Linked DNA regions of Homo sapiens: region 1 is linked to region 2. A link is an interaction called in ENCODE POLR2A ChIA-PET data of the cell type or tissue named here. Cell type or tissue: Panc1. All regions are shown on one strand. Links, peaks and the distances in the headings refer to the core of each region. The heading gives the core; the rest is flanking DNA.

Region 1 (16,057 bases), core at 4,086-12,085, 64 kb after region 2:
ACAAGATCTCTATCATCAAATAATCAAATAATAATATATCAAATTATGAATCTGTCATTGATATTCCCATTCTAAAGATGTTTCTTCTAAGAAGACTTCTTTTATTGGTTTGTGTGTCTAATAAGGGTGTCTCCCATTCTTTGCAAATTCTCTGGTCTGGTCATCATTTTTCCCTGAGTGTGAATTTTCCTCAATGGCATGTATCTGTAATGGTTTTATGTATATATATATATATATATACACACACATTTCTGTGTTTAAGCTCCCATGGTGAATAGATCAACCAAGCCAAATTCCTCAACGCCCGCCTCTCCTCCAGGAACAGCTTCAGGTAAAGTGTATGTGTGATTTGGTTTGGTTTTACGTCTATTTCAAATAAGAAAAACAGATCAACTATGAAGAGTAATCACTTGTATTTCCAAATGTCTTAATATTGGGAACAGAAGGCCAGTCCTCATCCTCATGCACTGTCTGGTGGCACGTGTGTGGAAGTGGCCATTTCCCCAGGCCTTTTGGCATCTGCTAGACAAGTTCTGGTTTTCACCCTACCTTCCTGGGCACCTTGCTGGCTTCTCTGTGTCCCCTTCCTTGACTGAGGGGGTCCCGGAATTTAGCCCTCAGCCCTCAACCCACAGTTCTTTCAGAACATCATGATGGTTACAAGCTTGGTTTTGAGCCAGACAGACCTCGGTTGGAACCCCAGTGTGCCCCGTTACCAGCTATGCCACCTTGGGCTTGTACTTCACCTCTCCAAGCATCAGATTTTCTTTTCTGTAAATGGTGCTCATAGCCCCTACTCTGTGACAGGAGAATTCTGCAAATGTGAATGCGAAACTCTTAATGAGTGCCTGGTACACACTAAGTGCTGAGGAGAGAGAATGATTTTTCACTTCTGTAGCGTTCATCGATTAATCTGGATTCATGTCTCAAGTCTACACTGGTAACTCCCTGGCATCCAACCCCAACCTGACTTCCCTTCTGAACACCTTGATGCTCCCACACAGGACTCTAAACTCACTCCTCCCTCCCCTGCGGGCACCCCTGTTTCTCAATGCGTAGAGCCTCCAGGCCACATGCTCCAAATCCTGCTTTTTTTTCTCCTGAATTTGCTGTTCCATTTTAGCTGTGACCACCCTAGTCTGGGCTTTCTTTACTCAGCCACCTTGCACCTTCTTGTCCAGCAGCCATACCCCTGCCTCTTGGCTCTCTCCTCAGCGACAAGGACTGAGCCGCTGAACTCCTCCAGATGTTACCAGTTTCATCTCACCACAAAGCTAGTCTTTGCCATGTCACCCCTACCCCCAAACCATGAATGTTCCTGGTTGCTCCTATAGGTTTTGGCAACCCCCAAGGCTGAGCCCAAGACACTGAGGGGTGCCCATGACCCCCATTAACAGCACAGAGAGGTGTAGGAGCCTGCTCTCCAGCATTCTCACAGGCATTTCCTCTCCCTCTCTCCCCTTGTCCCTCTCCCCTAGGCACACATATGCGCGTGTGCACACACACACACACATTCATACACACACACTCTCTTCTCTCACAGAGCTGAACACAAGTCATTGAGAGGCTGAGCTCTGCTTCCAGAGACAGGCTCCTTCACAGAAAATGAAAGAACAGTCGAGTATTTTAAAAATCTTTTCCTGGACTCATTTCTTGTGAAATTATTCACTTTCTTCACAAGTTCTGGTTTTACTTAACCTCTCCTCAGAACCCACAAGCGCTTTATAAGTGGGGAGTGGAGCTCAGAGCCATCTTAGCCAGCTCATCTTACCCTCTGGAGAGACAAAGGTCAAACATGCCAATCTAAAACATCGTGACCAGGTTGCTTAGGCCCCAGCAGAAATGGAGACTCCTAACTCCCGATAACTCAGGATGAGGGCTGTTGTTACTGGAATAGAAAACCTTTAACAAATAAATAAATGAAGACCTCAACCCTCCTTTAGAGAAATAGATTACTAATATCTGGTGTTTACCTCTTACAAAGCTCTACTTGCCTTACAAGGACCTCCTCTTCCTAAAACACACTGCCTTACAAGCACCTCCTCTTCCTAAAACACACCCAGTACTCCAATCAGCCTGTATGTCACGGGTCTTGCTTCTTGGTCTTTGTGTTCTCACTTTTAGGACACCTAATCCTACTCATCCTTCAAGGCCCAGCTTGAGGCCTCCACCTCCAGGAAGACTCCTCTGGTTTCTGTAGCCCTCAGAGAGCTCTCCTTTGCAGGAAGTCTCTTCCCCCTTACACTTAGCCCGTACTTATTCCCTAATTACTTTGTGTCTCAGTCTAATCGCTTCCTAAGTACATTGCAAGCTCCTTGGAGACCTTGCCTTCAATGTCATTGCTCAGGAGGCTTTACCTGGCCCCAAGCTGGGACAGATCCCTCTAGTGCCCTGCACATGCCCTGAGATTTCTGTCTTTATTTGCTCACAGCTGTTTCCAGGGCCTACCCCAGGATCTGGCTCAGGGGAGGTGCCGAGACTGTGGAGGGGTCAGTTGGTTGAGAGGGTGAATGAGTCCTCAAACACTGGTTGTATTAAATATTTAAAGAATCACCAACAGGGCTTTAGCCAGCTGGATTTATTACTCATAAGTTTGCTATTAACCTGGTATAGCTGTATTTTAATACTAGGGTCATCAGATGAAGAAAGCAAATCTAAACAAGAAAATAATGTCCTGGTTATGTGATTATCACATACAGGTGGGAGTACCTACAGGAAGGGGGAAGAAGTGAAATAATTTTGAAGGGACAAGCCTAAACAGTCCGAGTGGGTTTCCGAGTGTGCAAACAGTGGAACCTTCAGAGATTATTTTTACAAAAGAAATGATCAGACTACTAGCCTGTGTCTTTGAATAACCATCCATTCCCCTTTAAAGGCTTCAGATAGTCCCCCAGTGGGCATCACAAAAGTGTCCATCAGGTGCCTAGTTGGTGTTTCTGTCAAAGCACCACACCACATCAGTTTCCTCTGGTCAATATTGCTCTTGGTCCTTTGATAGCCAATAAGGTGCCTGCCGAGGGTGATATAGTAAATCTGGTGCAGTGACAGCCCCTGCCGTCCCCGCTGTGCTTGAGAAGCCAGTAGAATGGATTTAGCCGACTCCAAAGCCAGAGGTTTAGGTCCTGGCTCTGACATTTGCTAGGTGCCGGACTTTGAACAAGTGAAGTCATCTCTGTTTCTTAGTTTCTTCCTCTGAAAAAATGGCACCTATGCCTAGGGGTATCATGAGTAGATACCATGAGAATTAAGTGACTCAATATAGATGACTTGCACTCATAAAATGCTAGTGCTTTGTTATTATTATTGTTATTATTCAGAATCCCTTGTTCAACCTGCCTTGATCCATGACCATTCTGGCAGATATTATCAGGGAACAATATTGTTTCATGGGCCAGTGACCCATGAAGAGTCATGCTCCATCCTTCCCTAGAACTCTGTCTTCCTGAGGCAAGACCATAGGCTTTCCACCAGTGTCCTCCGTGACAGTGTTCCACCATGACAATCATGCTGTCCTCTGATTGTCAGAAGTTATTTATAGGGAAGGAAAGGAAAAGGAAGGTTTTGGCAGACTATTCTGAGATATGCAAGAAAAGGAAGCATAGTAGAAAAGCCAGGAGGAAGGTCTGACAAAGATAATATAGTGGCCAAAGGAGCCCTTAACATTTCAGAAGAGGGAAAACCCCTGGGATGAAATTCAGACTTAGACCTTCTTTCTACTTCCTTATTTTTCATACAAGATTTTGTTCCACTTCCCTGAGATCTTCCATCAAATTCTATTGCAGTCAAGGGTACTTTAACAGTGTCAGTCTTAAGTATTCAATTTGATACACCAGTTACTTAAACACAGGGAGACTCCTACTACACATTCAGGTGACATTTCAGTTTATTGTTTTCATGTTGTCACATGAAATGTAAACATTCCAAACGCAATCTCTTTTCCAAAATGTTTCAAAAAATCAGACCCAGTTCAGGTACCGTGGAAGACAGCTGTCATGGAGGGGGCATTGCTTCCCAGGGTGCTGGGGAAGGCTTCCAGGTACAATCCACACCACCCACTCTTTGCTGTTGCTCCCATCCTTGAGGGTTTAGGAAAAGAGTCAGTGGGCTCTGAGTAGAAGCCTGGGAGCCTCTCTCCAGTGACATACATGGGAAGGAACTTCCTGAACTCTATTTCAATACTTTTTGAGGCCTTTTCTTTTTCTTGTCTGTGTTTGGATGAGATGATATGGAGGGTGCATGTATCTTCCCTGTTATAAATTCTGAGAGGGCAGAGGCCTATGTCTGCTTCTTCACCTCTTCCTCGGCCCCTAACACAGTGCCTTCATGTGCTTTACATGTACCAAGTCCTCAATAATCCTTGGTAATGGATTATTATTTCAATGTGTGCTTATCTGTGCTCTATCTCATAAACTAAGAAAGTACAGACTGAGGGCAGCAGGTCCAGCCTGTACTTACAGAGTATGCCCTATAAATCCATTAGGAATTATAGGCCAGGCACCGTGGCTCATTCCTGTAATCCCAGCACTTTGGGAGACCAAGGCAGGTGGATGGATTGAGTCCAGGAGTTCAAGGCCAGCCTGGGCAACATGGCAAAATCTCATCTGGACAAAAAATTAGCCAGGTGTGGTGGTGCATGCCTGTAGTCCCAGCTACTCAGGAGCTACTTAGTGGGGAGGATCACTTGAGTCCAGGAGTTTGAAGCCTCCAGTAAGCTGTGATCTCCCCACTGCACTCCAGCCTGGGTGACAGAACAAGACCCTGTCTCAAAAAAAAAAAAAAAAAAAAAAACGGAATTGTGGACTTGTATGTGTAGTAAGTTCTTAAGAAAACATTTATTCAGTTCAGTTAAGTTAATGAAGAGCCTCATGAAGAGACCCCTTGGTCTCACTGAGCAATGGTGTCCAAGCAGGTGAGCATCATGTCTGAGGCAGCTAGGGGATGCTGAGGGGGCTGGCTCAGCTCTGGCCTCTCCCCTCCTGGCCTGCCCTCTGTCCCACAGTGAAGATCCATCCTGCTTCTCTTTCACTTCCTCCCTCATAACGATTGTCTGGCATCTATCTTCAGGTACAGGAAGGGAGGTTGGGTGCAGGGGACAAGACCCTTCGGGTCCCTTCTATGACTTGAGAAGATGAGATTTGGGCAGCAGCCTGCACTTGTCTCAATTTGTCCATTAAGGAAAACCTGTCGGCGAAAGCCCTTGAAAACTCAGAGATGAGTGAGTAAATATCCTCTGAATGTGAAGTTAGAGGCATTTACCGTATTTAAGTGTGCTTATAAAGGAGCACTGTCTGAGGTCTGTGTCAGGAGTGGTGGGTTGGAGCCTCTGTCTCTGGGCACCTCTGCCGTGCACATTTGTGCAGTGTGCACAGATGTAGGTGTGAGCTGTTGGCTCCCTTCCTGAAGGACCTCTGTGGGGGTCCTCACTGAGTCCTCAGAATCAGTGGGCTCAGGACTTGCCCCATGGGGCAGGGGGCGGGTAAGGAGAAGGTCCTTTAGAAATGTTAAGGTGGAGTCCCTAACCCCCATCCCAGCTCTGAGCTTATACACTGACACTTTTAAAATGTGTCATCACCTTTGCCCACAAGTTTTCCTTAATAGCTTCAATATAACTACCTATATGTGCTTAACTGAAAGCAACACAGTATGTGCAAATATTTCTGAGCCTGCCAGAGAGGCCAGCCTCAGTGTGAGCATCAGCCCCCGGCTCAGGACTTGGGGACTGAGTAGTGTATATGTTTGTGCAGGTCGAAACAGTGGGGCCTGGGAAACCAAGTCACCTCCACCAGCTGCACCATCCCCGTTGCCACGGGCCGGGTAAGTACCTGTTGCAGGAAGCAGCTTTTGAGATCTGGGGAGTGAGGATGGTGATACCCCACTGCCCTGTTGACTTCATTAGAAGTTCTCCCCATGGCAGGCTGCAACTTGGACCAAGAGTAAGGAGCCCTGCTAACATCAAATGAGCCAGGCATGGTGGCTCAGGCCTGTCATCCCAGCACTTTGGGAGGCCAAGGCGGGCAGCTCACTTGAAGCCAGGAGTTCAAGACCAGCCTGGCCAACATGGCGAAACCCCGTCTCTACTAAAAATACAAAAATTAGCCAGGCGTGGTGGCACACACCTGTAATCCCAGCTACTTGGGAGGCTGAGGCAGGAGGATCACTTGAACCTCTGCAGGTTGCAGTGAGCTGAGATCACAGCACTGCACTCCAGCCTGGGCAACAGAGCAAGACTCCATCTCAAATAAATAAATAAATGAATAAATAAATAAATAAATAAATAAATCTAGAAGTATTTCCTCCTGTGAAGTTTTAGTTAAGTCTTGAGTTCACTAACTTACAGTGTTCCACAAGACACCCTGACTTTCAGAAGCTCCAGCACCTGAATCATTTTCAGAGCCTCTAGCAGGTTTTGTCTTTACTTACTGCTGCTCAGTTTTATGGTCTGTAAATAAGTGTGTAGATATATACTATGTGCTGGTCATACCAGGGCACTCCCTCAAAGCCATACGACTGAAGTTCCTCTCGAAAGTGACAGTCATTCTTTCTTATTGAATTTAGAAGGGCTTTGTAAACAGTCAGGTGACGATTGTAATGTGTTAATATTACAAACGTCACCCCGTAAAATTATGTTGGCTCAACAGGTTATTTGGAAAGCAAATTTAAATATGTCTAAAGCTGGCCTGAATGGCTCTAATCTTATTTCTGTCTCTGTGTAAACCAAAGAAAGCCTCCATGTTGAAGGTTTATTAACCAAAACTCTGCATACGTCTCTCTTAGTTCAGCTGTATCACTTTGGGCAAACTACTTCGTCTCTCTGAGCCTCAGTTTCCTCACCTTAAAATGTCACTGTAAGGTTTAAATAGCACCTGAGGAGCCTAACCCAGTGCCAGGCATCTTACAGGTGCTCAGGAATTCTTAGTGTTCTTCCCCCACACTTCAGCTCTCAGCCGAAAACAAAGCGAGAGAGAGATATGGTGAGGGTTTTTAAATTAAGAAATTTAACACACAGAAAAGGAGCATACAACCTTACCAATATTAGACTCCAGTCTCTATTGGAATCTTGAGTTCATTGACTTACAGTGTTCCACAAGACACCCCGACTTTCAGAAGCTCCAGCACCTGAATCATTTTGCAAACTAGAATGTTAGTGCAGGCAAGTACCTTCAGGACCACACATCAGTGGTTTTCAAACTTGTTTTGGTTTCGGATCTCTCTGAAAGAAAGCCTGCACAGAAGACAGTGGAGAATAGTCCCTAGAGACAGGGAGGAAGCTGGAGTGGGCAAGTGCAGCTGCAACCTCACCTGCTGGACCACCCTCTTACCTCTACCCTCTGTCCTGGACAGTAACCCCCACAGGGAGCTGTTGGGGAAGAGGGGGCTCCACAGAAACACTGAAAATACTGATCCTGGTCCTCAATTGACAGGTGAGGAATCTAACCTCACACTCAAGACAAAGAGGCCCAAGGTCACCCGCCAAGTAATTAGTGCAACTGGTGCAAGAGTCCAGTTCTGCCGGACTGGTGCCCTACTTTATCCCCAGTTGACCCCTTCCCCATCTGTCAGCAGACTCCATCTGAGCCTAGGAGGATCATAACTAAATCCCACTTCCATCCCTCTCCACCCTGCAAGGATAGTCTTCTACACACTTGTATCGCTTTCATAATTCTAGCTTAAATTTGAGACTAAAATAATGGTAAATAGCTCCATTTTGTCTTCGTTGTGTTTTAACAAAGCTCATCTCTTTTTATTCCCCAGGAAAAAACCAACGACACCACTGAAGACAGTAAGTTAATTTTGCATTTAAAAGTGCTTCATATTTCCTGCAGTGTTTATTCTTATCCATTTATTTAAAGTTGAAAATGCTTCCAGCTATGGTGAACACAGCAATCTTAGCAACTGAAGTTGCTGCCCAAGCAGTCCAAGAGAAGCTTCAAATCCTCAGGTAGCCAGGGAGGATGCTCCTCCCTGGAGCATAGAAGGAGCTCATCCTCACTTGATCCCAGCAGCTTCACTGAGTGTGCGCAGCAGATCAGAGGGGCAGCCAGGTTCCCTGCCCTCTCCACAGGAAGCGTCTGTGTCCACTCCCCACCACAGCTAATGGTAGACCATTGTGTATCAGGCACACATAGGCCTCACTAAACTCAGATTCTGGCCAGAACATGGTGAACCTGGGCCACAACACTACATAAGGGAGCCCACCTGGACCTAGTCCCTACTGTGAAGCCTGACATTTACAATCATTTAGCAAACACACAGAAGGGGGGGGTCATGAGACCAAAGCAGATGCCAGATGCCTGCTGTACATGGGTTACTATGTGGCAGCTGCTGGGGGGGTCATGATTTCCATCAACCCTGTTGACAAGGCAGGGAGGTTTCTCCACCACAGTGACATTGCTCCTTCATAGGACACTTCTGGCTGTTTGTTGCTTAATGCAAAGGTTGGGCTAGGGACTGTGGGTTTGTAATTGTTGTTGTGATTGAAAGAATAGCAATGCATCAAAGAAAAGTGCTGCCAAAATATTTATTTTAATAATATTGCTCTGACATTTATTTCCACATTCTGCTATATTGAATAACCTTGCCTTTTTTTCTTTTACATAGACTCCAGTTGCCTCTCAACAGAATGCTTCAAGTGTTTGTGAAGGTAAAATCTATTATTTTGAAGGATGAGCATGTCCTCTAAAAGTTATTTTATTAAGGATTTGTATGTACACATTTATTACATTATTTTTGGGGCAATTGTAAACATGAAACTCAATTTTCTAAACAAAATAGTTTTTGCAATGAGCAATGAACAGCAAAACTAGCTCAGAACCTCAGCATGTTTAGAGTAGGCTACAGAATGCATGCAAAAACCTGCCTTTTGGCAGACAGATATGACTTGCCAGGCAATAGTGCTAGGACCTTACATAAATGTGAAAACTAACGTAGAGCCATTCACATGTTTTAGAACTAATAGCTTACTTAAAGTAATGAAAACTTTAAAAATCTGTTTATTTGAACAAGTTCTTTTGCTAAGTTTTCAAGATAATGTTTTCAAAGTTCAATTGTCTGTCTTCTTAGTACATCTTCAATTGCTTTTCTTCCTTTTTTTTTTTTTTTTTGAGTTAGGGTCTCACTTTGTAGCCCAGACTGGAGTGCAGTGGTGCATAATTATAGCTCACTGCAGCTTCAAATTCCTGGGCTCAAGTTGTCTTTCTGCCTCAGCCTCCTGAGTAATTTAGAATTTCTTCCTTTATCATCACTCAAAAATCTTATATATATTTTTAGAAACTGCTCATGTTAAAAAAAATTGTGTTTGGAAATTACCGGAAAAAAATAGAAGAATCATCTATAATATCAGCACTTAAAACATTATATAGAAGTTCATGCCCTGTACCCATTTAATTCCATACTTGAAGATACCCAGGGTTAAAAATGTAGTGAGTATTCTCCCTCTTCCCTGAGTTGATGTGCGTATATCTACATAAAGCACTCTCCTTTCTCTGATGATGGACAGTGGATCTTTTCTGAGCATGCACTACAACTCACCTCTCTGCTTTAATGACGCCATTAGGTTTTTTCATCCTGTCTCCCATATCTTGCTTCCCTAGGCTATTTCTGAGGCATCACCCCTTTTCTGCTGTATTGCTTTCTTCTGCCTTCCCTTTGAGGCTTTTGTCTTTTCTGTACTTCCATTCCTTGCAGCCTCTCAGACCTGCTGAGTCCAGGTTGTGGAGTGATAGTGACTTCAGGAGCTCTGAGCATCTGTAGGAAGTAAGTACAACCTGTGCAGACTTCATGGCTACAAGAGCCTCCAAAATCCAGGAAAGAAGCAGGGCCCAAGGCATGTCCACTGCTGCTTAGGTGTCCTCATTCTCAAAGGGTTCCCAGTACAGGAGCCTGCCAGGCATGCCCCCTCCTTTGTTATTTATTTCAAGAGCATAGGCAATTACCATCCAAATGCAAAGTGAGTGAGTGGCCTCTACTAGCCTAGGAAGGAATCAGGATGGCGGAGGCAGAGCAGGTGTAGTCAAAGCTTATAGGCTGGCAAGACCTAAGGTGTTCATTGTTTCTCCTTCTGAAATTACCAAGTTTTAATGTCATGAGCAAAACATCTAACATAGAGGTTTGAAGTAGCTTGCCACAAATTCAAAATACAATCTTCAGAGGTTCAAGGTTTCCAAGCTTTAGTGCACCACTGAATGGTAAGAAACCCTGACGTCTATCTTACCATTTATTTGAATCTTTGAGTTCTTACTACTTTTATTTCTTTGGGGTTTCTGTAGTTCTCAGCCTTTCTTCCATGCAGACTCACACATGAACATACCAAGATTTTAACACACCCCACCCCCCAACGACAAATTTGAGGGAGAGTAAAGTATTAAAATAATGTGTGATCACATTTATTAATGGTTCAGCAGTAGAGTTCACTATGGGCTTCAACATAAATTTCTTACACTTCAGGTTTATGCTCATTTCCCACCCTTTCCTCTTCTGCTCAGGAAAACACTGAAATGCAAGTGAGATTTACATTATTATAGGGATAACCTTGAATTTGATCCAATTAATTTTGCAAAAAGAGATCATTTATGAACTCAGTAGTGTGCCTCTTATCAGTAACACACTGCTTATACCACGTCTTATGACTAATCAAGACCCACCAGGGTGTTGTCTCCACCTGTGTGGAGGCCACATGGCAAGTAGAGGGTGAGTTGTTTAGAGGGTGGCTAAAATGTTCTCATCTTCTGGCTTCCACCTATACTCACACACTTAAAGTTTCAGGGCCCGTGGGTTCAGTCTCTATGTACATTGCCAGTGGATGAATGCAGAGGTGGTAGGATGTACCTGTAACACTGCTGGGAGGGAGTCCTGGTCCTCATAGCACAACCACATCAACAGACTGGCAAGTGCACAGATCCATGACATCTCAGTAACTAAGACATGTTCCCGGGAAGACTTCTGATCAAATTTGGTTCTTCTCAGCTGATGTTGCTGGGTTTTGGGATGAGGACAGACATTTCACTCTAATCCTAATATGATAATTTTCCTGATCCAGAAAAACCTATACCTGCTGAACGCCACCGAGGGTCAAGTCACAGACAAGAAGCTGTGCAGTCACCAGTGTTTCCTCCTGCCCAGAAGTAAGAATCCTTTCCTTTAAAGATCAGTTTCCTCTTGTTGCTGCAGGAATTAACATGTGCATTGTTTCACTGCACAGTGACACTGACTTGCAGTGCTAGGTAAAAATCCAACATTTCATTGTTTTGCAGTTACGTGTTAAAAGGTGTTGAGCAACTTTAAAATAACTGTGTAGAGTTGCAGAGACCTACTAATTGGGTTAATTATTGAACTTGACTAAAATACAATACTTTAGTCAAGATTTCCTCCTTTTTCAAAACTAAAAGGAAGAGTCTTACTTATCTTTAAGGTTTTGGTGGCTCTTTTATCTTTAGATACATTTTATTGGCCATTTGTATTGATTTATTTGTGATGTGCCTGTTCACAGCATCATCAGTGTAAACAAAAAGTCAAACTTACTCATATTGTGCTTTGTCCTTTAATTATCTGAAATTCTTTCTTGCAGACAAATCCACCAAAAACCCATACCTCTGCCAAGTAAGTACAACGAAGCCATGTAGTGTATCAGGGAGTGGTCGAGGCTGGATCCTAGAGTCTGATAGGCCTGGGTTCTAACACAGCACTGTCGCTTCCAGCTGCGTTATCCTGGCATCTTCTCCCACTTGTTTCCTTACCTGTAAAATGGGGCCAAGAATGTTTATTTCACAGAGTTGTTTTGAAAAGTAAATATATTTGAGGCAATTTTTACTTTTTTTAGTAGCGATTTAATATTTTACTGATCATGCATCCTTTTTTAACTTTTTTTTTTTTTACAAAAACAATACAGCTGTTTTCAAAATAATAAGATCAAGTAAAACAACATATGGGAAGCACCAGCTATAGTGTTTGGTTCTAAACAAATAATACCGATTTAAATTAAGTCAAAATATATTTTAAAGATCACAAAATATGTCTACAAAAGGTACCTTAAAAAGAAGATACGGCAAATATCTGGATAATTTTTCCAAGGCAAACATCACCCTAAAAATATATGAATCGGATAAGTCAGGCTCACAGAACGTAACTGCCCAAACCTTAATTTGCCTGCAACTCAATGTGGGAAAAAAAGGAAGAAAAAAACTCTGCTTTACATAGATAATTTGGGATATATTCCAAAATAATAAAGCTTAAATCCATTTAAATAAACAGTAATTGTCCACATGCAAAATTTTTATGCATTTTTTTTACTAAACATAAATTGGCTTTTTAAATTTTTAATAATATTCATCTTAAATAAATGAAACTTTTACTAGTTTTTAAAAAAAATTCTGACAACACAAAGTGAAAATGATTTGGCTACAGAAATTTATTTTTCATTATTTAAAAAGGTTTATTATACCTTTTACCGTTTTTCAAACCAAGTCATTCATTCAGTTGTTAGTGACCATATGCCGTGTGCCAGGCATTGTTCTAGGCACAGGAGATACAAGGATGAACGAAACAAATAAAGACCCTGTCCTCATGAAACTTATATTCTACTGAAGGAGACAGAGAGTAAAAATAAACGCACAAATAATATCATATCAGGTAAATGCTGAAGTGCTATAAAGAAAAATACAGCGCAGCAGCAGGGGTGGGTGGCAGAGAGTAACGGAGGCAGGGAGGGCTGCTGCTGTAGACAGGATGGTCTGAGAAGGCCTGTTCTATAAAATGGGCATAATAGCTCATTCCACAAAGAGCTGGTGAAAGGACGAGATGCACGCATGTTGAAAACAGAATAGGCCTAGCACATTCGGGTGTCAGAAAATATTAGCCATGGGTACTCTTCCAACTGCCAGAACTGCAGAAACCACAAACTGCCCTGCACTGTGCACCTAGGGAAAGTCTGTTCACTCACTCACCTTTGCTGCTCTCACCTGGGAGTGCTGTTCCCCTCCTATTAGAATACATCCTTCCTTTTGGCCCATCTTTGTTGGGCCTGCCAAGCCCTCACTGCCCCCTCCTCTTACAATGGTGGCTGCCTTCTCTAAACATCCAGGGCACTATTATCTGAAGCACTTAGTTTATCCAGAATTCTTTCTCCTGCAGATTTCCCCATCTTAATAAAGGACAACTCTGGTTGCTGTTGTCAAAAACCTTAGAGTCACCCTTGACTTCTCACTTGCTTTCTTCACACACCTTCCAGCTATTCCTTCAAAATAGATCCAGAATCCAACCACTCTCACTGCTTCCACTGCTGTGATCTGTCCAAGTCACTGTCATCTCCTGCAAGAACACCGAACTGGCCTCCCCCACTCTGCTGTTGCCACCCTCTGTTTCCAGCCCAGCAGCTGGAATGACCCTGTTAAAACATAGGCAGATCATGTTACCCCCCTGTTCAAAACCCTCCAAAAGCTTCCCTTATCATGTTCATTACAGCTCTTGAGTCATGTTAAGGGTCCACCAAGTCCTATAAATCTGGTCCCTTCATTGCCTCCTGTCTGACTGTATCTCTTACTCTTCTCCCCTTTTCTTACTGTACTCCAGGCACAGTGGCACCCTTGCTATTCCTTAGATATGCCAGGCCTTGCCTTCACAGCTCCCTCTACCCGGGACATTCTTTCCTGGGATGTCCAGTGCCTCCTCCCTCTCCACCTGCAGATCTCACCCACATATTCTTCCTTTCCTGATTTATTTTTCTTCATAGCATTTATGACCCTCTAACATTATATATATATTTTTTACTTATGTCTTTATTGCCCATCTCAATCCATTAAAATTTAAGTTCCAGGAGAGCAGGGCATTTTGCTGTTTTGTTAACTGCTGTATATCCCCAATGCCTTTGATCCATGGCAGAGAAACAAGAATGAATGAATGAATGAATGAATGAATGAATGCAGATAAGTCTTTTTCGTATTTCACATGTTTCCACATTTAGACTGTAAACTCTTTGAGGGAGTTGATGCCTGAAGTCAGCAATTCTCAGACATTTTGGTCTCAGAACCACTTTAACACTCTTAAAATAATTGTAGACCCAAAGAGCTTTGGTTTACATGTTTCTATTGATACCTAGTATTTTAAGAATTAAAACTGAGACATTTAAAACATTTATTAATCCATTTAAAAATAATATTAAACTCATTACATGTTAACATAAATAATATTTTTATGAAAAATAACTATATTTTCCAAACAAAAACAATTTAGGGAAAAGAGTGGCATTAGTTTACATTTTGTAAATCTCTTTAATGTATGTTACTGCAACATAACAGAGACTGCTGGATTCTCATCTCTGTTTCTACATTTCATCTGTTGCAATGTTTTTCTGGTGGAACTACATGAGGAAAATTGGGTTTCATAGTGATAGGTAATTCAAAAAGAAAAGACCTCTTGAACCACCTGAAAGGATTTTCGAGATTTCCAGGGGTCCTTGGACCACACTTTTGGAACCATTGCCTTAAGGATTTTTTTTGGTGGATGTGTCCCTGGCAGCACCTAGTACAGTGTTAGGGGATAGGCATAGAAAGAGTTCAAGAAATATGAAGATTAATTGAAGGACTTTTCTGATCCCTTTCAGGATTTACAGAAGGGGGAAACCCAACTGTGGATGGGCCCCTACCCAGCTTTTCATCTAATTCCACTATTTCAGAACAGGTATGAAATGAACTCTTGATGTCACTAAATTGTTACCAGGAAACTGCAGGAAAGAGCATGTCTTCTGAGAAGAAGACATTTGGAGTGAACCTTGAGAACAGAGACTGTATTTTACATCATTATGTGAACTGTCATTTGGTAATAGGGACAGAATACCCAGTTGTTGTTTTTTTTCAATGACTAAGACATTGCTCCAGTTAATGTTTCCTCAAAACTAGCAAGGAAATGTGTTTTCATTATTCTTCCTCTCACATAGATTTTATTTAAACTTTGTAATTTCCTCCAAATAGATCTGTAGAGGCTGATGATATTAAATCACATATAAGACAGCACAGTTTATAAAGGGACAGAGAAAGGACTCTGTGTGCCCTTGGGCAAGTCTTTCTAAGTTTCCATACAAATATATGTAAAAATGTAAAATACGGATAATAGCATGTGTCCTTCTTGCCTTCAAAGAAGGCATATATCCTTTCTTGCAAGAATCAAATAAAATAATATTTGTAAAAATGCTTTGGAAATTGTAAAGCACTCCACAAAGTAAGAGCAATAAGAGCACAATGGAAAGGGGGATTATTACTTATTTAGGAGAAAGAAAGAAATAATTCAGGAACCTAGCTAAGGCCAAATGAAAAAAAAATACAAAAAACAAGTTAACGGTATAATCCTTGTGTTTGATCAAAGGAAAAATAAAACTCATCTTAAAATTATTGGTGTAAATGTAGAGGCCTGTCTTGATAATGCAAATGGGTCTTTGTTTCTAGTACACAGAAATTAGAGTTAAGTAGGGACCATCCCATGCTGACCAGTGCCCTCCATTTCACAGGAAGCTGGCGTTCTCTGCAAGCCATGGTATGCTGGAGCCTGTGATCGAAAGTCTGCTGAAGAGGCATTGCACAGATCAAACAAGGTCTGATCATTTTTATTATTTATTATTTTTATTTTATTTTATTTTATTTATTTGTTTTGAGATGATGCAGTTTCACTGGAGTGCAGTGGCTCGATCTCAGCTCACTGCAACCTCTGCCTGCCTCCCAAGTTCAAGTGATTCTCATGCCTCAGCCTCCCAAGCAGCTGGGATTACATGTGTGTGCCCCCAAGCCCGGCTAATTTTTGTATTTTTAGTAGAGACGGGGTTTTACCATGTTGGCCAGGCTGCTCTCGAACTCCTGACCTCAGTTGATCTGCCTGGCGGCCTTGGCCTCCCAAAGTGCTGGGATTACAGACGTGAGCCACCGCGCCCGGCCAAGGTCTGATCATTTTTAAATCACACGTTTTGCCCTCAGCCTGTAATAGACACAGTTGTCGTCCTTATGATATGCTAATTAAATAATTGCAACAAGTGTAGATACAAGGATCTTTTTCCTTTACTTACTCAAGAGAAACTGCT
Region 2 (16,057 bases), core at 4,458-12,457:
CTCCCATTGCTAGACATTTAGGTGTTTCTGATCTTTTGCTATTGCCAATAAAACTGCAATAAATGTGTGCAGATGTTGCATATGTAGGTGTATCTTCAGGATAGGTTCCTAGAATTGAGGTTGCTTGGGTCATAAGGTAAATTCAAGTAATTTTATTAGGTATTGCTGATGTAGGACAGACAAGCCCAAAATCGGGGCTTAGCTCCAGAGGGTCCTTGGCTTTGTCCAGGAAAGAATTCAAGGGCCAGCAATAGTGTTAAACAGCAACTTGTATTGAAGCGGCAGCCTACAGCAGCAGCAGAAGCACTGCTCCTTGCAGAGCAGGACTACTTATAGACGGTGTGCACAGAGTAGCGGCTGAGAGGCAGAGCTACACTCATATTTATATCCACTTTTAATTAGATGCAAATTAAGGGGTAGTTTAATGCAGAAATTTCTAGGAAAAGGGTGGTAACTTCCAGGTTGTCAGGTCATTGCCAGAGAAAAGGGTGGTAACTTCTGGGTGTTGCCATGGCAATGGTAAACTGACATGGGAGGTGCTTCCAGCCTGACTTGTTTTATACAGTCCTCAATTTGGTCTGGTGTCCAAGCCCCACCTCCTACCTCATTGCCAAATCCCCTCCTAGGGGAGTACAACATTTTGCAAGCAAAGGGTGTCTTTTCCTCACAGCCTTAACAACAGCATCATCAGACTTTTAGATTTTTGCTTATCTGAAATATTTCTTCAGCATGATTATAATAATCTTTCTCTTAATAGGAGTGTGGTTAAGCATACTTTTCATCCATTTAAAGGCCTCCTGCCTTTCATGTTCATGGTTTTGCCCACTTTTTGTCTAGTTGGTTTTTTTTTTTTTTTATCTCAAAGTTTAGGATCTCTACCTATTAAGGAGATATTAGCCTTTGGTTCTGTGATATATGATGCAACTCTTGACTCCCAATTTATCTTTTATCTTTTGATACTGCTTATGGTGTTTTTTGCTATGAAAAAATTTTTATGTTTCTCAGGTTAAATTTATTAAGATTTTCTTTTATTAGTTCTAGATTTTAAATCATAGATAAGTTTATAAAGAAATTTAACTGTGTTTTCTTCAGGTATATTATGGCTTCATGTTTTACATTTAGATTTTTGATCCATTGGGAGTTCACTCTTGCAAATGATTTGAGGTATGAATCTAAGTTTTGTACTTTTCCCAATGGCTGTGCAATTGTACTGTTTATTGAAAAGCCTATTTTTCCCCATTAGATATGCCACATTCATAATATACTTAATTTGCTTATAATCTTCTATTTATCTACATATTTTCTCATTACTTCCATTGGTCATGCAGCAATACCACGCTGTTTTTATTAGAGAGGCTTCATACTGTACTTTAATGTCTAGGAAGGCTAGTCCCTTCCCATTCCTTGTTTTTCTTTTTCAAGGGTTTCTTGGCTATTCTTGCTTGTTTATTTTTATAAAGAAGCATTAGAACCAAGTTGTCTAGATCTGGCTTGGGAGGAGGGAGAGGATCCTCTTGGTATTTTTATTGGGATCACATTAAATTTATACATTGAATTGGAGATAAGGGAAATCTTTATGATATCTTTATGATGGGATTGGGATCACAAATATATATTGAATTGGAGACAATGGAATATTTAAGAACATAAAATATTTGCTCAAGTCTGCTCTGCTTTTGTTTGGGGACCCTTTGAATCCAGATGGACTGCCTAAGTAGAAAGACTGGGAGACTAGTCAAGCTTCATCAGATAAAAGGTAACAGAAAATGACAATCAACAGCCACAGCATTTGCTACTGAGGACATAGGGCAGACAGAGTGTATTAGTCCATTTTTACACTGCTGAAAAGACATACCTGAGACTGGGAAGAAAAGGAGGTTTAATTTAACTTATAATTCCACATGGCTGGGGAGGTCTCATAATAATGGCAGAGGGTGAAAGGCACTTCTTACATGGCAGCAGCAAGAGAGAATGAGGAAGAAGCCAAAGTGGAAACCCCTGATAAACCCATCAAATCTAGTGAGACTTATTCCCTACCGCAAGAATAGCACGGGAAAGACTAGCTCCCATGATTCAGTTACTTTCCCCTGGGTCTCACCCACAACACATGGGAATTCTGAGAGATATAATTCAAGTTGAGATTTTGGTGGAGACACAAACAAACCATATCATAGACCCTCACCTCTTGGAGGCCATGAGTGTTATCTCAGCTTTCCACATCTCTGATACACCCATTCCTTGGACCGAAAACTGCCTCTCCACCCTTGCCTGCTCTTTGGCTCCATAATGGCCCTGACTGATGGAAATTACCTGGACTCCTGATTTCCTAAGGCCTTGTGTATCTGCTTCTTCACTTCTGGGTGGTGGTTCTGACTAGCGGCTGGGCCATGTGACTGATGAGGAGAAAAGAGTGTTTGATGACCCGTCTGGCTAAAGGGATGGTCACCTGCTGGGAATTAGTGAGGAATAAGATGGACCATCAAGGAGACTCAGTCACAGTGAGGCATGAATGACATTGGTACTTGGTTCTAGAAGAAAGGAAATTCCTCTGAGGTCCTTAAGAAAGGTCAGTAGCTGGAGGCATGGGGATGAGATTGGGGGTGGATCTCACTACTGAGAAGTAGCAAGAGGCTGATCAGTGAACCAAGTGGGGGCCTGGGCTATAGTGACAGCAGGGTAAATGTGGAAATATTTCCAAGGAGAATCTTGGCAGATTGGCTCTGAGGACAGAAGGCAAGGGAGGAGGTAAAGATGACACATAGGCCAGGAGTTGTCCATCCCAATATTAGGCTATTGTAATGTTCTTGCCAATAGAGGCTGGGCTGGATGCAATGAGTAAACGATGTTTTCATCTGAGTCATTCTCCTGATAAAACAGATGCCCACTCCATGCCAATCTGATGTATAGAATGTTGAGTTTACTGAACAGATAAAATAGGGAACCAATTTGTCTCACAGAAATAAAGCCTTGAGCCTAAAAGGGCCTTTGCCCATTTGCTCAAGTCTCAGATGTCTTTTCTTCTTCCTTCTTTCTTCCTTGTCTCCACAAAAAAGAACAGAAAAACCACTGCCAGCATCTGCCACGCTTCCTTGTCTGTCTTTGCCTTTCCCTAGTCTCTTCCGCTGTTTTCCTCCACTGGTTTACCCAGGCTCCTTAGCTTCCTCCCAGCCTTTTTCCCTCTGGCTCTTCACTGGCACTGGCTGAGAAAACCAGGCACGGGCCTGTCCATCCGCAAGCTCCTGCCACTTTGGCCCGCATGCGTGGGAAAGCTACTGGGTCTGTGATTGCTGCAGGATGCATCCCTGTCCCAACCCTGAGAAAGGGGGCCAGCACAAGAAAGGAAAGGAGGGTGAATGGTTTGGGGGCTAAAGGCCCTAGCTCTGATGTCAAGAAGATGGGTGGCCTTGAGTAAGTTTTGTCACCCTTCTGAGGATCAGACTTCACATCATAAAATGGGAATGACCATAGTACCCTTTGCCCCCATGGAGTTGTTGTGAAGCTGAGCCTCTTGGAAACAGGTTATAGTTCTGCATAGAACCAGACTGCATAGCACCAACATCACACCTTGCCAACTTCCTGTGGCAGTTTGCCTAAACTGGCCCTGGCAAGGGAAAAGCCATCAGTGTGTGGGTAGCAGAGAAGAGAGTGAACTGTGCCTGACTTTCCAGTCCCAGTGAGGACTTGGACTCCCTCCAAGGCACTGTAAACTGCCACAGCCACTGAGCACTTCTTTGGGAAGCAGTCTAGTAAAGAGAATTCAAGACTTCTCTTCTAAAAGCTCTGAGAATGTTTCCACTGGCACTAACCGGTTTCTGTGCACATTGGCAATGTCCAGATTCCAAGTCAGATGGAGCCCCAGCCCCTTTGAATCCCTTGCTCTAGAGGTAAGAAGTTGAGGTGAGGGAGACTAAAAGACTTGCCCAAGGTCATGGTTAAGTTGGTGCCTGATGCCAGAGCAGGCCTGTCTGCTGAATCACAGAAAATCTCTCTTGCAGTGGCAGAGTCTATGATTAGTAGCTTAGACTATGGAAACAGACTGGGGTTTGAGTCCCAGCTTTTCCATTGATGAGTGGTGTAACTTTAGACCGGTTTACTTAGCCTCTCTCAGAATCAATTTTTTCACATGTAAAATGAATGTCATCATAGTAAAGGAAACACAGAAAGCATTCAGTAAACATGGTGTTGTAGTTGTCATCCACAGATGCAAGGCAAAGAGCCCAAGAGAAACCAGGGCTGGTGGGGTCTCAACCCCAAGAAGCAGTACAATCCGTCTTCTTGTTCTCAAGTCTCATCATCTCACAGAGATGGTGGATCACCACCATCTGACTTAGGTTTAGGCATGCTATCTTGACTTTGCCCCATAATTCTAGACCAGATATTTTTTCTTTCTTTTTTTTTTTTTTTTTTTTTTGTTGTTATTACAACACAAGTTCAAAGATAGATCAGATCTTTTAAAATTTGTGTTAAATATATAATACCTACAATATGTATAAGATATAAAGAATAACAATAAAATGAACACTTATACCCACCATTCAACTTAAGAAATATACTACAATTGCTTGGAAGCCCTGCATGTCCCTTCGCTCCAATCCTGCTCCCTGGTGACTTATTCATTTTTCATTCCCTTGCTTGGTTTTACCATAGATGTACTTATCCTAAATAACATATTACTTAGTTTTACATGTCTTTAACCTTAATATAAAAGGGATCATACACTTCTTTAGCTTGCCTTTATTGCTCAAATTATTTTTGTTATTTATCCATACTGATGCAACTGGGGTTCACTCATTTTCACTGTTGAATAGTACTCCATTATGAAAATATGTCACAATTAATTTAGTTGTTCTCCAGTTGATGGACAACTGGGTTATTTCCAGGGCCATTTTTTTCCCCTATTAGAAATGGTGGCTGGGCTTGGTGGCTAGGTCGGACGTGGTGGCTCATGCCTATAATCCCAGCACTTTGGGAGGCTGAGGTGGGTGGATCACCTGAGGTCAGGAGTTCGAGACCAGCCTGACCAATATGGTGAAACCCCGTTTCTACTAAAAATACAAAACTTAGCCAGACATGGTGGCATGCAACTCTATTCCCAGCTACAGGGGGGCTGAGACAGGAGAATTGCTTGAACCTGGGAGGCGGAGGTTGCAGTGAGCCAAGATCGCACCATTGCACTCCAGCCTGAGCAACAGAGTGCGACTCCATCTTAAAAAAAAAAAAGAAGAAGAAGAAAAGAAAAGAAATGGTGCTTCAGTGAAAATTCTAGCACATGCTTTGATATACAGAGTTAGGAGTGCTCCGCAATATCTGTGATCCATGCTGGGTCATAGGTATGCATGCCATCAAATTTATTGGAAAATACCAAACTGTTTCCAAACCATTGCACCTTATACTTTTAGCAACAGTGTATAGGCACTCCAAATTTTCTTTAAGGTTGGGATTGTCAATTTCTCATCTGTGAATCTAGTGATTCATTAATTTCCATGTCCACTGTGCTATGTAGACCGACCTTAAAGGCTTATCATGGTATATCGTTCTGTGTGCGCTGTGGAACCACGTTGTGTGGTTTCATTCCTTTTATAAGTTACCAACTAAGGCTTGGTATCATCAGTTTCCATCTTTGCATTAACCTTTTTGGTAATCCAGTTATGGGGCCTGTCATTTGTATTTTGACTTTCATTTATGGTGCATTTGTCACATAAAAGTTTAAATTTATATGTATCTAGATTTACCACTGTTTTTCCTTTTTGTGTTTTGCTTAAAAAGGTTTTCCCCGGCCAGGTGTGGTGGCTCACATCTGTAATCCCAGCACTTTGGGAGGCCGAGGCGGGCGGATCACGAGGTCAGGAGATCGAGACCATCCTGGCTAACACGGTGAAACCTTGTCTCTACTAAAAAATACAAAAAATTAGCCAGGCATGGTGGCGGGTGCCTGTAGTCCCAGCTACTCAGGAAGCTGAGGCAGGAGAATGGTGTGAACTCAGGAGGCGGAGCTTGCAGTGAGTCAAGATCGTGCCACTGCACTCCAGCCTGGGTGACAGCAAGACTCCGTCTCAAAAAAAAAAAAAAAAAAAAAAAAAAAAAACAGGTTTTCCCCACTTCAAAATTAGAGTCAAATAATTTAAAATTTTCATTTAGTCATGGAGCAACTTAGAAGCCAAAGCAGTTGTGGCAGGCCTGGAACATTAGGCTGTCACACTGTATTTCACATGGGGTAAAATGTCCAGTCTGGAAACACAGTCTCTCATTTTCATCATGTTAGACTAAATACAGTAAAAAGAAGAAAGACCAGTGGCTGTAAAAAGAAAAAGCAGAAGTGTAACCTTTGCCTCTGGTCTTTTTCTCTGGGGAAATATGAAGTTGTCAGCCAGGTGTTGAGCAAAGTTGTTGGTGGAGAGAAAAGTCAAGTGACTTATGGGGTGCATTTTACAATAATTCAGAAAGAACGAGCTGACTATTATCATTTCATTCAGTGAAGCCTGAATTTCCTGATCTTTGATGACATTGTATGTGCCTTTACCATCCTAGTCTACTTGTTTCTTTCAGTTAGGAACTATGGGAGAGGAGGAGGCAGGGTCTAGAGCTCCTTCAGGATGCACTGCAAGAAAATTGAGCAGCCAGATTGGGGAAAATGAATGATGGCAGGAGACAAGCACTTGCATTTTTCTCATGCAACATTGTCTGCTCTCTTGCTGGCCTGGCCAAGTCAGTGTCCTGGCCAAGCAGAAGGGCCCCACCCTTCAACAGCTCTGAAGATTCTGCTCCTAAACATCTGGTCAAACCAGAAATTCATAGGCAGTGATGAATGTGAATAATCAAGGTTACCTGGAAAAAGACAGAACATCCATTTGTGCAAAGAAGAGGCACAGGAGGGAAGAAATCCATCCACGGTTTCCACCTCTACCACTGCCGCTGTTCCTTCTCCCCCTCCTCCTCTGTCTCCTCCTCCTCCGCTTCTTCTTCCTCCTCCTCCTCCGCTTCTTCCTCCTCCTCCTCCTCCTCTTCCTCCACCTCCTTCTCCTCTTCTGTCTTCTCCTCTTTCCCCACTGTCTTCAGCCAGATCTTGGGTCTGCAACAGGAGAGGTAACTGAGAGCTCTTTACTTTGTCCTGCTGTGTATTCTGACCCAGGAGAAGACTGGTTCCCTTGATAAATGTTGGAAACGTGTACTTTATTCCACAAGGGTGAGCAGGGCATTCTCAATGGCTGCAGAAAAGTGTGTCCAGGTACAAAAGGTCACTTCCCTCCCATTTTCTTCCTCCTTGACCCTGGACTGCGGGCTGCTCTTTAAACAACAGGTAAATCAGCATTTTTCAGATTAGGCAGAAGGAAATATAAAGTCTTCCAGGAGGGAAGTAGAGTTCTCTGAATAGGTTCAGCCCCTACAGGTATGGCTCCCTCCTCCCAGCCTCACCCCACCTGTCTGACCTTGAGATGGCCTCGTGTCTGGCGTGTCACTGGGTGTGATGAGCAAGTGGTGGACAGGACAGAAAGAGGCAAATGCAAGGAGGGGAATGGCATTCTGCTTTTAGGACTTCAGAATGGCCTGATGTAGGAATTGCATTGTTGTGAAACTGTTAGATTTGTTCTCATCTGACTTTTGGGTACATCCTGGTTTGTTTGAAAGCATCTGGCTATCGGCGAGGTAACTCCTGACTCTATCAGGCAATAAGGAGGCTGCACATCTGACGATAGAGTTCATCTCCCCTTTCCTGAGTCATCCATCCCTACCCCCAGATGAACAGAGAATTGCCCATCCCATTTTAAATAGAGCTCCAGAAAAAGAGATACTCTAATTCTCTGAGTAAACTGTTACCACCATGCCACTGACAACCTGATATTTATTTTTAAACGTATTGCCCGCATCGGGGGGTAGGAAAAAGCACAAAAATGCCATTTTTATATAATGGTTCTATAAGTAGAAAAAGCTTATCCATAACTTTATGCAAATAAGCAGAAAGTCTCCAAGAGAGGTTCAGATGGACTTGATTACTCTGCTTTTCCTTGAGCCCAGGAAGTTCCCAGTTATAGCATGCACCTGCTGGAAACAGACTATATGTGTTTGGGACAAACAGGAAGTAGTGACCAGCCAGAAACTTGTCCTAACCTGGTTACAAATCTGATTGTAAAAGAAAGCAGCTGGAAAGAAATTTGCCTGCCCAATAGGTTTCATTATTAAAGTTTACACAAAGTGGAGTAATCACCAAGCTGGCTGGCTATCCAGATCACATGATTATGTAGAAACATGAAACTTGACTATGTGCTCGGGCAAGTTTTACTTCTCCCTAGAGCAGGGGTGTTTGCCAGCAGCCTGCACTCTCAGAAATCAGACTTGAGTGGCCGGAACCCTTGAGACCAGAGGCTTACCATGCTGCTCCCTAGGAGGGCCAGGAACTGCTGACGTGACCACTGGACAGTTATTCGTGTCTCTTACAATTACCAAACAGAATGGACAAGCTTAATAAAATAACCGTCCCCGCCAGTCAGAAGTTGAGGTAAGATTTTCCCCACCCAATACCCTTCTTCATCTCCTTTTTTTCCCCCCAGTGCTCTTATGGCATCTCAGAAATACTGAAATCCTGGAATGCTTTGCTAGTTTCCAGTGGGTGGCACTTACTATAGGGAAGTGGACTGAGCTTTTAGGGAAAGCATTGGGTGGCACTTGCTATAGGGAAGTGAACTGAGTTCTTAAAGAAATGTGTAGGAACAAGAGAGACTTGCTTTAGCTGCCTCTTACAATAAAGTGTAAAGCTCTGGAAAGATAATAAAACAAATGCCAAGGGCTTAGATTCTACTGAAGGTCAACTTTTAGAATCTGAATGCAACCAACTTTTCTAAGGAAGGGTTTCTCTAAACTGAGTCCTCACCCATTTTATTGCAGGTTACTATTTAATTTTAAGGATAGCTGTAATCATTTGTTATTCATTGTTTTATTGTCTCATTTATTTTGTGGGTGTATATGACAAGTGTGTTTGGGGGGATTAGATCTGTCTTTCCAATGCCCTCATGTCAATGTAACAATATCCATAACAAGCCTCTCAAAAAGAATAAACCAGAAGCGGCCCCATGGGCGTGAGTCAAGGAGCTATGGAAAAGACAACTTCCCCAAATTTTGCTTTTGAAGGTCTTCTTTTTGTCTCATTGTAATGGCATCATGGCTTTCAGAGACTGGAACTTTTAAAGTTCTGGGAGTGCAGTTTTTTTTTCACATTTTTTAACAGTTTTTTTTTTTTATTATACTTTTAAGTTCTGGGGTACATGTGCAGAAGGTGCAGGTTTGTTACATAGGTATACACATCCCATGGTGGTTTGCTGCACCCATCGACCTGTCATCTACATTAGGTATTTCTCCTAATTCTCTCCCTCCCCTAGTCCCCCACCTTGACAGGCCCCGGTGTGTGATGTTCCCCTCTGTTCAGGGAGTGTTTTCTATTCTGACTACATATTAGAACTTAGCCAAATGTTCAGGGGGTGATGTGACACATGTAGCAGACAAGTAATCACAGATAACAATGAGCCAGAGAATTGAAGCTTTTGAGACAATATTTAAGAGAAAGTCTGGATTGGCAGAGGGACAACCCTTCACAGTAGAATACAGGTCTTATGCCTAGGAGGTGCTTGGTAAAAGGTAATGTGAAATGCATCAATGATCTGGGATCAGTAGGCAACATCAGCTGTGTTCAACCATTTCAAGAACATGCTGTTGAGTGCTGCTGTGTGATCAGCACTGACGGGACAAGAAGGCACCTCATTCTTGCCCTTGGTCTCAAATAGCTACACCCTCATGAGGGGCGGGGGTGATACAATGGAAGCTGTAAGCGACAGAAGGAATGTAAGAAGAGACTTAGAGTAGCAGGAGGAGGTTTCATAGAGAAGATACTTTTAAGAGGTAGGCTTTGAGAGGTGGGTAAAATTATAAAATACTGGAGAATTGGAGGAAACATGTTATGTGCTGGGAGGGAGGAAATACAGAGGCTGTCACTCAAAGCTTAACACAAGTACGGTCCATTTGTGGGATAGTGAGGAGAGTTTTCTGTCCAGCAGAAACTAAAGAGTAGGGAATGTGGGACCTGAAGGTCCTGGTATGATTGGACAAATAAGGTGGGTCCAGGTTGCAAAGGATGGTGAGTGCCCTGACCATAGGGAGTTGGAGAACAGGTTATGCTGTTAGCTGTTAGCAATGTCATGACAGTAGGCTTAAAGGAGCCTGGTAGGATGCGTTGGAGTGGGAGGGACACTGGAGGCAGGGATCTGGTGGGAGGGAGGAGCGCTTAAGTAACCCAAGCATCCAGGGTTGTAGGCCTGGACTTGGGACATGGCAGTGAGAAGGAAGAGGGAAAGAGAGGGCAGAAAGACATGGCAAAGAAACTAACTAGGCACCTTCCTCTGAATGAACAGGAGGATTCCAAATGTTTTTTTTTTTTTGTTTTCAGACATATTCCATAATGTAGAACTATACAGAAATGCATTCTCTTTCAGGGAATCCAGGTGGGAATTTAAGTAAAGGTGCTAGAACTTAAATCATTTTATGATTCCTCCCTTTGGGACAAAGTCCAGCTTGATCACAGAGTAGTTGATGGGCAATATACAACCATAGATTATGGGATAGAAAACCAAAATTATACCATGGATAATCATACACTACACTCATCTGCTTACATAAAAGTAACTTTTTTTCCACTTGATTACTCAGTTGTCTTTATAGAATCATCCTGTTGTGGTAAAATGTACTGTTGACGTGGAACTTTTCAAAGAAATGAAATTGTAAACTCAATGGGCTCGAAGCACCATCTTAACTCTTTTCCATAATTAGATAGATAGGATGGTGAGGAGTCAATAGATGAAATACTTGCCTCCTGTGATTTGTGTCCTCTGTCCTGACTGGTTGACATCAATTCTGAAGGTTGATTAACCATGTAATTATTTGGCACCAGATGACCATAAAAGTGGACAGTTATGTTTATACTCTTAGGCTTAGGTGAGAATTTGCTCAAATTCTTAGCCACAAAAATAGAAGGACAGTGAGTGTCCATCCAAAGGACTGAAAGGAATGACCTTGATCCAGGGAGTATATTCCCAGGACTGAAAAGAGAGTGGAGCAGAAGGAATTACTAGGAGGAGAGGGGAAGCAGAGTCATCCAAGGAAAGGAGGGCATGCAGGATTGGAAGGAGACAAGGAATTCTCAAAATGAAGAAGAAAGGGAATGTTCTGGATGAACCCAGTGGGGATGGGTCATCACCTTGAGAGTTTCTGCTGTATAAGAATAGAGATAGGTGAGATGGCTAAGTTGCTTGTGACCACAGAGAGGTGTGAGCACAGATTCTCATGTCTTTGCTCCCACCGAGGCCTGCTAAAGTAGGCTTCTCTGTCAGTAGGAGTCCATAGACACTTAGGGTCTTTTAGTTGATTCCTAGCCATGATTTTCCCTTAATTGTATAAGGTAAAGTTATGATCAGAAACCTGGCTAGAGCTGGGTTTCAATCGTTCCACAGTAAACATTCCTATGATCATAAAAATTTCACCTTTCTAGGGGAACATTTCAAAATTTACAATCCTGAATCACTTTGCAAATATCCCTTTTCAAATTAGTAAAACTAACTTGAAAATGAAATGTTTAGTTTTTAATAACCTCCCAATTGATTCATCATCTGTGCTTGTGTATTTTTCTTTGTAGCATAAACAAACACATACCTGCTCATTTTTACAACTAGAAAAGGTCTTTGACACAAGTGTGGTCAAATCGGGTCTCCCCAGTTATCTTATTGATTAAAGAGTATGGCATTTTTCCATTAGAAAAATCAAGATTTGTGTGATTTTAGGCAAGATTGCCTAATCTCCTTGGTTTCCTCACCTGTAAGATAAAGATAATAATAACAGTACCAATGTTGTAGGGCTATTGTAAGGTTTAAATAAATTTTTCTGTGAAGCAACTGGCACATAGTGATTATAGGACTTTCAAAATAGTAGCTATTAATATCATTACTGTTGTTATTCTAATTCTATAGTTGTGTAATTGATTTTCTGAAAATAAACAGGGACTTTCCATTGATCCCTGATAAGTTTCATGTTGGTTCCTTTTCTTCTTTCTGACTATTTTGACTATTTTGTCTATTGATTCTGACATCTGTGACACTTGGCTTTGCATGGACTGCAGATGTGACAAACATTCCTTCTCTGCGTTCATCTAAGTGACTAATAATGTTAAGCATGACAGAACCCTGCTGTGGGTGTCTGGGTCTTCCTGGTAGGGGTCTCACTGAGACCTTTTCTAATGGATTCTGAGACATGCCTTCTCTTCTCAGGGTTTGGAGTTTTCAACTGGAGTTTTTACTTCCTTGATTTTTCTGGTTCAGTTCTTCAGAAACAAATTCACCTTCTTTTCACCTTTCCACAACTAGCTGTCTCTCAGATCCTCCCTGTTTTGGTCGATGGTATCCTCGTCAGCCCTCACACTGACTCACCTTTCCCTCTTCACCTCAGCTGACACCCACTCACCTACCACACCCTGCAGGTTTTCTTTATGGCTCTTCTCTTCCATATATGGCTTTTCTTTCCTTTTCTTCCACAACATCCCGGATAGGTTATTAGCTCCCCCATGTCCCCTATGTTTGTTTGGTTCAAACTACAAAATGAGAACATTTCCCAAAGTCCCTCTCAGCTCTGATGCTGTGATCCTTTAAGCACAGAGACCACATTTGACATATGTTACATTCTCAAAGGCTACCATTTTATCTCAGGACTCTCAGGAAATATTTCTTGATATATTTAGAAGGACCATGCCATTGGGGCCCAACAGGGCTGATTCTAATGGCCAGTTACTAGCTGAAGCCATTCAGTTTCTCTACACCTCAGTTTTCCCAGCTGCCAAACGAAGCTAGAGATGCCTTCCTCACAGGCTTGTGTGAAGACCAAGTGAGACAACATGGACTGAAGTTCCCAGAAGAGTATTTGCCACTTAGTCAGTATACCAAGTCAATAAAAAGCAAACACAACCACCAGTACCTCAAACCACCCAAGCTGAGTGGCATTTGCTGTCTCTCTTGCTCTTCATATTTGTGGTTCCAACTCCTTTTAACTGGGGTGGCAAACTTCAGGGGAGCTGCAGGCAGGAGGCACAGCATCTAGTGGTGGAGATTAGATCCACTTCCTGGACCGTCTGGTTTCCCATCCCCTCACACTGCCTACCTGCATCCCACTGGATGAGAAGCCACTTAACTGGACCATCTTGCGGCACACCAATGGATGGACTACCCAGAGCAGCTGAGAAGGGTTCTTTCTCCCTGTGGGCAAGTCACATGGGAGCCACGTTATCAGAAACTGGCTTAGTGCGAGTGGACTTCAGAGTCATCAGCCAAGAAAACTCAAGGCAACTTCCTCACCCACTCTGGGCATGGCTGTGCTAGGAAAACCCTAAACCAGAGTCCACATGTCCGAGGAACCTCTCTTCTGGACCCAGTGATTGTGTACCATGGCTGAACAACACCTTCCTCTTCACACAACATGTTTCCAAATGGACTATGATACAATTGATTAGGTTTCCAAGGACCAAATCACAGTTATTTTCCAGCCCTGCCTCCTAGATTACTGGATTGAAAAGAACTGGGCTGGTGCCAAACTCTTCAGGCATGTATTTACAGACGATCTCTTGTTTTCTCCCTACAGGTGATTTAACCCCATCTGTTCTTGGGAGAATTTATCAGCTTGGTTCATTTTCAAAGAAGGTCTTACATGAGCAAGAAAAAAAGGGAGAGAAAAATTAAAGGATAGCTTGTTCTAGGGAAATTAAAACACTTCGCTTTCTTTGGCTTCTTAATAGATTCCACAGAAACATCCTTCCCCAGCCTCCCGCAAGACATAGCTGGATCATTTCAATCAATGGTTCTCCATCAGGGGCAATTTTGTCCCCAAGGGAACATTTGGTTGTCACAACTGGGGAGTGTTACAGACACTAGTAGTTAGTCCCCAAGGATGCTGCTAAACATCCTACATTGTACAGGGCAGTCTCCACAACAAAGAATCATCTGGCCCAAAATGTCCCTATTGCCACTGTTGAGAAACCCTGATTCAGACTAAGTGACATGTTCTCTTCAGAACAATAAGCAAATATTCATTTCTATTTGCTTATAGTGACAACGTGTATTTAAAGTTCAGAATAGGCAATACATATCTTTGCCATTGTTGTGGTCTTTGCTCAGATCACACTGGGTTTCCGGTCTGGGATGGTTTGGATGAGGGATTGCCTAGAGGAGGGGCAATAAATCCTTAGGCCTGCATTTCAATTTGATGTTCCTTTTTAAAAGTTGTGTCAAACAAAACTAGATCCCATGAACTATATGCACCATTGAGCTATAAGTTGCTCTCTCCTGGGTAGAAAAGTGAGAGCAGGAAAAGATTTCCAGACATAAGGTCATCTTGTAATAAATAGTCTGTTTCTACTTCTTCAAGTAGACTGAGCAAATCTTGAGTGGAAATTCTTAATGTTGAGGTAAAAAGCATATTATGTCATAACACAGCCATTAAGAAGTTCAAGGGCTTGTGAGTCTGATCCAATGGCCAAATTCTGGCTGGGTGTAGAGAGTCATTCCTGCAATCCCAGCACTTTGGGAGGCTGAGGCAGGAGGATTGTTTGGAGCCAGAAGTTCAAGACCAGCCGGGTCAACATAATGAGACACCCATCTCTACAAAAATAAATAAATAAATAAATAAATAAATAAATAAATAAATAAGTCTGGTGTGGTGGCATGCGTCTGCAGTCCCAGCTACTTAGGAGGCTGAAATGGGAGGATCGCCCAGGAGGTTGAGGCTGCAACGAGCCAAGATCATGCCACTGCACTCCAGCCTGGTGAAAGAATGAGACCATGTCTCAAAAATAATAATAATAATAAGGCCAAATTCTGGACAGAGGTGCACACACTGTGCTTATCCTAGAGCAGAATATGTTGCCTAAGGACATTGGATAAAAGACAAAGCAGCTGGTGGAGGAGAGATGAAATGCGTTTGCTTGTCCATCCTTTAATCTTCTTGGTTATATATGAAAATTCTGTGGCAGTGTCCAAGAGGCATGTATTTGGAATAATCCTTCCATGAGCTGGGAGAGTTTCTGGAGCAGGATTCACCCTGTCTTGTCTGGTCTCCCTGTGGCCAGTGTGTATATATTTTTTTGAAACCGATGGGTAGGCTTTAAGGGTTCAATCTTTTTCATTAAAGACTTTTTTCCAGCTCTATTAAGCATTTCTATGTCTCCCCGCCCCCCTCCAAAATAACTCTTTAAATTGGTTTCGATTGAATCTGGATCTCAGGAAACGCTTTGTGTGATTGTTCTGCATATTAGGAATGATGAGAGGAGGTCTATGTGAAGGACCCAGGGTCCTGTGCTCAGAAGAGCGCTGTCTCTTGTAATGTCAGATGCTCAAGGCTCTTGGGTAATCCTGCCCCCAGGCTTGCAGGGCTGTGGTGCTCTTGCCCACTGTAGACAGAGCCTCACTAAGGAGGCCTTTTAAGTCCACCTAACCAAGACTCCGTCTCTGCAGATTGGAGGTCAGAGAGGTACCGCTACTGCCTCCCATTGGACACCCTGTGTCTCTGGATTGGTGATTACATTCCATCAGGTCCCCCTTAAATCTCACAGACTTGGGGCCATTCTGCTTCTTGAGGGTGACCTTGCTTCTCTGTGTTTGCTCTGTCAGATGTTGAGGTTTAAGCGCTCAAAGGCAGCCTTAGTTTTTTCATTCCACGTTTATGCTGGGTTTCCTAGGCCCCTAGGAACCATGCACATTATTAGGAATTTAGAGTATGTTTCACCTGTTGCTCCAGAAATGGGCCTCACCTGCTGATGGGGTGGAATTCCAGCCCCTACCCAAGTCCCTGCTCCAGATCAAGGGAGCAGAGAACCCTGAAGTGTGATGCTGGCTGCCGTCCTCTAGGTCCCACATGACCTCGGGGTTCCCCAGCACAGCTGTAGGGAAGCAGCTTTTGTGTTGGGCTGACACTGGACACTGGGGTTGGCTGCTGCGGTGGAAACCCTCTCTCAGGAGGTTGCTCCTCTTCACTGTGTGTT

Evidence for each region. ChIA-PET counts read pairs that join two places held together with the same protein. Peaks named below come from ENCODE experiments on the same cell type or tissue, not always from the same donor. Only the 100,000 strongest peaks of a DNase experiment are listed, where the experiment ranks them.
Region 1: POLR2A ChIA-PET joins it to region 2 with 15 read pairs; 2 of 35 experiments call an interaction of 5 or more read pairs at or near these places.

What each region holds. Positions count from the first base shown.
Region 1 is chr10:96,199,595-96,215,651 of GRCh38, reverse strand. BLNK (B cell linker) reads left to right here. Exons shown (of 17, transcript NM_013314.4): 8 at 263-331; 9 at 5,745-5,814; 10 at 7,753-7,780; 11 at 8,599-8,641; 12 at 11,036-11,120; 13 at 11,564-11,595; 14 at 14,594-14,670; 15 at 15,494-15,577. It also overlaps a transcript of ZNF518A not described here. Among named protein-coding and RNA genes, the nearest start is that of BLNK, 64 kb to the left of the region's middle. In Panc1, for the core only: no CTCF peak of the experiment used is centred there; no DNase peak of the experiment used is centred there; H3K27me3 peaks cover 1,108 bases.
Region 2 is chr10:96,263,789-96,279,845 of GRCh38, reverse strand. It overlaps BLNK (B cell linker), which reads left to right and starts at 8,277. Exons shown (of 17, transcript NM_013314.4): 1 at 8,277-8,494. The coding sequence starts at 8,448. RefSeq lists enhancers at 6,397-6,456, 6,587-6,636, 7,123-7,222, 9,332-9,381, 9,412-9,531 and 1 more. In Panc1, for the core only: no CTCF peak of the experiment used is centred there; no DNase peak of the experiment used is centred there; H3K27me3 peaks cover 2,352 bases.